2 separate regions of the Mus musculus genome follow, and region 1 is linked to region 2. The links are chromatin loops, found by intact Hi-C in ENCODE. Cell type or tissue: left cerebral cortex. All regions are shown on one strand. Each heading gives the region's core, and the rest is flanking DNA. Links, peaks and the distances in the headings are about the cores only. Region 1 has its middle 6.0 kb from the start of Zeb2. Region 2 has its middle 230 kb from the start of 1700019E08Rik.

The links. Hi-C counts contacts between places; a loop is a spot of excess contacts. Peaks named below come from ENCODE experiments on the same cell type or tissue, not always from the same donor. Only the 100,000 strongest peaks of a DNase experiment are listed, where the experiment ranks them.
Region 1: it touches region 2 in a loop (2.8-fold over the local background); 2 of 42 quality-filtered maps call a loop at or near these places.

What each region holds. Positions count from the first base shown.
Region 1 is chr2:45,117,858-45,120,780 of GRCm38, forward strand. No RefSeq gene overlaps it. Among named protein-coding and RNA genes, the nearest start is that of Zeb2, 6.0 kb to the left of the region's middle. In left cerebral cortex, for the core only: no CTCF peak of the experiment used is centred there; DNase peaks (open chromatin) are centred at 470 and 1,803; H3K4me3 peaks cover 343 bases; H3K27ac peaks cover 31 bases.
Region 2 is chr2:45,920,632-45,923,554 of GRCm38, forward strand. No RefSeq gene overlaps it. Among named protein-coding and RNA genes, the nearest start is that of 1700019E08Rik, 230 kb to the left of the region's middle. In left cerebral cortex, for the core only: no CTCF peak of the experiment used is centred there; a DNase peak (open chromatin) is centred at 1,326.

The DNA.
Region 1 (2,923 bases), core at 254-2,753, 800 kb before region 2:
ATAATAATGAAAATAAATGAGTATCTCAATGACTATAACAGCTTATTACTCTCTATTATTATATCAGCTCTCACAGATTTTTTTTAAAAAAGATATAATCTTTCTGGAAAAAATACGAAAGTATTTGACAACGAGAATCAGTATAATTAAGGCAATATGCAAATTGTTCGTACTTATAAATAAATTATTTTAATCATGCTTATCAGACTTTAGAAATAATAGTAGGTAAATTCAAGAAACAAACTGGGTTTTCTTCTCATGATTATTAGAAAGTGGAAAAAAAAACCCAACAAAACAAAACAAAACCAAAACCTCCCAAAGCTGTCTGTCTGCCCCCCCCCCCCCCCAACATCGACTGATCAATTCAGGGAGAAGCAGCCTGTTGTGCATTCTGTTTAATTGCTGAGCAGCAGATCCACACCTTGGGTTTGCTGCTTGCTTTCCTGGCCAGGTTGCTGTCCATTTCCTAGCAGGTGAGTGAACGTGAGAAGTCCGATGCCACAGATTGGCTACACTTACACTTTTCCTGATGATGATAATTACTGCTCTTTCCTACACTTGTAACACATTTGTAGCTCTCCTATTAAAAATCAGAGCTTGCTCTTGTTTACAATTTGTTTACTTTACTGAATTTTTAAAACTTGTTACAAGTCAATTGAACATGTACATTAAGCCCCTTTTTTAGGCCAAGAAAAATAAAGATGCATTAGAAAGATGCCTTTTAAGCTTCATAATTATTAATTGACATTTTATGATGAATAATTAATCATCTGAATAATTTTGGTATCTCTGATCTGAACACATATTTGCATATCTAATGCTTGATTTTTAAAAATGTGTCTTTTAAAGATTCATTCTTTCAGGACAAAGAAATAAAGTGATATTTTAAAATGTAAAATTTTCTGCACTTGTAAAAGTTTGTTATGCTATTATATTCTTTCTAGAGATCCATAAAACTTTTTAACAATTTGTAAAACATTTATGTAGCAAGCACATTGAAACACATGGCAGCTGTACAATTAGGAAAACGATCTCTATGTGAAATCAAGTAACCGTTCTTCCTAAATTCACATACGTGCACTAATTATGCACCATATATCCTTACTGAAATGTGGTCATTGAACTTCTTGGTTGATTTACTATAGCATAAGCAGGCATATGAGGCATTTGACAAACAACTCAAGTTTGATATTTAGATAAGTTTTCATTTTTTAGTTATTAATGCGTAGGATGGTTGAAGTTATTTAAAAATGATTAAGCAAGTCTGTCCATTCTATTTTTATGATGCTGAAGTTCAAATGTCTATGTAATTATTCTTTTCATGATCGCAAGCAATCTACTCTAAACTTGTTTATTTCCAGTGGGTACACTAACGGCACCTATCCCTCAGAATTAACTGAAGTAAAGCATGAAGCTTTGCTGTGTTGTAGTTTATTATAATGAACCTTTGGACAAACAGTATTGAACATCCAGGCCAGATAAAGCTAGTACCAAGTAGTTTCGAATGTGGTAGGATTTATCATTACTTATGATTTTTCTAGGATTGTCCAAAGGATGCCTAGCCACCAACGTACAAATAAATGGAGCATTTTCTTTCTGCTAATTCAGCAGTTAATTTATTATATTCAATGTGGTCCTAATTTGGTTATAAATATCAGATTCCTTTGAAAAGGAATTTAGCCCAAATGTCTGAATGTGAAGTTTCCTGTGTTCTGTAATCACATACTGTCTTTGAGTTTAAAGGTTAAATGTGCAAAAGCCCAGAAGCGATCTTAAGTAAGAGTCAAGAGTAAAAGGAGACAAACTCACAGATTTGGAGACAAGGAGTTTGGCTGTCACAGTGCTTTGCTTTGAGACCACTCAGAATGATAACCAACATTCCCGTCGGTTATTGTGGCCCGAGCTTTAGATTTGCTCCAGCATCTACAGTGGGGACGAAAGTCAGTTTATAAACTGGAAAATGAATTCCCCTACTCTCTTAAATGTCCACAAGGCCAGAGTTTCTTTTTGATGCAAAGCTGAAAAATCAGTGCAATTGCGGGATGGGAAGTCCTTCAATATTTAGTCAGAACACTAAAGGCTTTTTGTTGTCTTTTAAGACCTTTAGGAGCATTTATAATTATTTATCATTCTTAAAGGGTCCTTTAATTGTCTGCTTTCTAAATTTTTTTTATTAGTTATTTTCCTCATTTACATTTCCAATGCTATCCCAAAAGTCCCCCATACCCTCCCTCCTAATCCTCTACCCACCCACTCCCAGTTCTTGGCCCTGGTGTTCCCCTGTACTGAGGCATATAAAGTTTGCATGACCAATGGGCCTCTCTTTCCACTGATGGCCGACTAGGCCATCTTCTGATACATATGCAGCTAGAGACAGGAGCTCCAGGGGGTATTGGTTAGTTCATACTGTTCCACCTATAGGGTTGCAGTTCCCTTTAGCTCCTTGGGTACTTTCTCTAGCTCCTCCATTGGGGGCCCTGTGATCCATCCAATAGCTGACTGTGAGCATCCACTTCTGTGTTTGCTAGGCCCCAGCAGAGCCTCGCAAGAGACAGCTATATCAGGGTCCTTTCAGCAAAATCTTGCTAGTGTATGCAATGGTGTCTGCGTTTGGCGGCTGATTATGGGATGGATCCCTGGATATGGTAGTCTCTAGATGGTCCATCCTTTTGTCTCAGCTCCAAACTTTGTCTCTGTAACTCCTTCCATGGGTGTTTTGTTCCCAATTCTAAGAAGGGGCAAAGTGTCCACACTTTGGTCTTCGTTCTTCTTGAATTGTCTCCTTTCTTAAAGGATCCATTCTATATTCCTTGCAAGGAACCTGTGGAATTGGCTTAGGGGCCTGGAGTGACCCTAGCCATTCTCTTCTTCTCCTGCCAATGGAATTGCAAACAGCTTGAACCTACAAACTGTCTAATTTGTT
Region 2 (2,923 bases), core at 264-2,763:
TATCTAGACCTTGCCAGGGTTTACTCATCACAACTTTTTCATGATATAGAAAAAGAAAATCAAACCAGACAAATAAATGAACAAAGAACAACAACAACAAAACCAAGCTGGACTCACACATCTCATCCAAATAAAGTTGTAAGGAAAGAAATTGATTTTGCTATAAACTAATAGCTAAAAATTTGTCTAGCCAGAAGCATTTCAATGGAAAAGCAGGTTGTAAATTTTCAGAACACACCCATGGCTCCCAGTATGTGGAGGGTAACATTGTGATTATGGAAGGTGAACGTGGGAGAAGATGTGTATGCTTCTGGAAACAGTTAGACGGTTATTTTCAACTCTTCCAGACATATCAACTTCAGTGTGCTTGAATAGTTGAAATGATGATTTTCAATATATAATAATATCACCAGAGTCTAATATCTCTTTGGAAGTCAGCACAACTAGGCATGTATTCTCGAAGGCTTTGGCGTCTGAATGATTGTGAACCTTATGTTGTGAATGCATGAAGTCTATGAGCAGAGAGACCTGGGGATGCATTGTAATATTTCAAAGGGGCTTTTAGAAGAATAGGGAGGCTACAAAAACACTCATATCCAAAACTCTGTCTTCTTCCAAGTATGATCAGCAATAATTTTTGACAGAAGCCCAATATTTGCCTCCAATTTCAGGCTTTAAGATTTGCCTAGTAAAATCTCTAATCTGAGAGGTGAAAATGTGTTCTTAGTTTCTGTCTCTCTTCATTTGCCAGATTTACATAGCACCTTTGATCTCAGGTCTGGGGCTCACGCTTAGGTCCACCCTTCCCCACCTTTTGAAAATTGATCACTTGAGATGGAATCTGAGAACCATCCCACTGACTCTCTGCAAGCTCCCACTGGCATGCACTGCCTGCTCAGGTCAGAACCATAGACAGCTACTGAATGCCACATCCACGCAGCACCAGCTCTCTTCAGAGCAAGAGATCAGTCAATGTCTTATTGCAACTGATGCACACTTGGGGAATTTTGTTGTAAAATTATGGCCATGAGACTAATAAAAAGATCTGTACGTATACAACAGAATGCCTTTGGTTGTTATTTTTGCCCCCCTGTCATCATCATCAACAAATAATATGTTAACAAAAAGAAAAAAAAAACTATATTGTGTTTCTTTGTTAATGATCAAGCTAAAAACACACAGACAAGGAAGGGCAGTCTCCGACACAGCTGGAGCAAATGAGCAGATTCAAATTTGCAGTCTGGGGAGAGAAGATGGTACAGCTATGCAGGTCTTCCCAGAAGATATCTGCTTTTCCGAAGAGTAAGCTTTGCTCTGAGCTCCTTGACTTAAAGGGATGAAGGAGAATAGCCGCCTTCCTTAATTGTCAGCTCACACCTTCCTTTAATGAGTTGCCTAGAAGTTTATGGTTAAGTTACCCTGGTGACTCAGGTAGGGTTTCTTTCAACTCCAGCTGAGACTGTCAGAATAGGAAAAAAGGGGGTCCGTTTTCTGATTAATGAAAATAATAATTACGTACAGATGAAAGCAGAAAAGAGAAAGCCAAGAGCTTCCGCGTTACTTTAAACAAAGAAGAGTTAAGGCCTTATCTTAACTATGCATTGGCACCGCAATGCGAAATGGTCATGCAAAATTAATTTTTAATGTGTTCAATTTATATTAAAAATTTCTGCAAGTGTGTGAATTTTTTTTCCAGGGCTAGAGTGCTACTTCATTTACAATATTCCCTGAAGGTGTTTTTTTTTTAAAGAGACTCTTAAACTGAAGCCATTTTAAGGGTTTTATGAGACATTATGTGAGCTTTCATATGCAAGTTAGTCGTTAAGTACCAGATATTATATTCTGTAATATGCTTAAGTGATATTAGAGGCTGTATATAGCCTGCAGTAATGGCTATTGCTGCTTTTTTAATTTATCAAGAAAATGTTGCTTAAATAAGGAGCAAATCAATGCTGGGTTGTACAAAATATAAATGTAAGGAAGTAACAGTATTTTTTATATACACTTGCCTCTTCCAGCTTCACTGAAAGGGAAAAATACAACCTACTTTCAAGACTGTTATTGACAGAAATTGTAAGGAAAAAAAAATAAAATAAAGATTGTATTTCTAAGAGAGCTGCCTAGGAGCACACGGAGTGACGTTGAACAATGGGCGCCCATTGCTACTCAGAGCTTCTCGATGGGTATAAAGATGAATTTTATGCTTTTGATAATTGTTGTTTGTGTGCGTTCTGGCATTCAGACAAACTGAAATCTCTCCTTTGTATTTAACCAGTTAAGGCCTTGACTATTCTGCGGCTAAGAGATATATTTGTGTTACGCTGGATTCATTGGTCAAGCTTTGAAAAGCATAGATAAAGGCACCTCCTAGGAAGGGAGACTGGCTAAACAAACAAACAAACAAATAGCAACAACTAAAGACTGATTTTGTGCCACATTCCCTACCCTATAATCCAGCAATGCTCCTTAATTTGGAGAATATTGTGAGTGCTTAGTCTTTTTTTTTTCATTGTTCCAAACTGAAATAGTTTAGTTTACTAAAAAGAAGATATTGCTAGTTATCAACAAAATATCTATTATATCTGAAATCACATCATTAGAGATGTAAGAATTAGATCTAAATATTAAATTGTCTTTCACAAACACTATCTCAATATGGTAAATAATCCTAAGCAAAATAAATGTGGCACCGTGGAAATTATTTTTGTTTGCATTTTTCTGTAAAAAGCAAACAACTGTCTGGTTATTGCAGCATGAATTTGAATTTTAGTTATAAATTACTTCACCGATATGCTGGTTGACTTAAAAGTGCAGTGTAAAAAATCAATGTAGGTGTTGTTGAAAAGGATCTCAGATACCTGGAATCTATAATATCAGGTTTTAAGTTACACTTTGAAATGAAGAAACAAAAGCAATTAGCTTT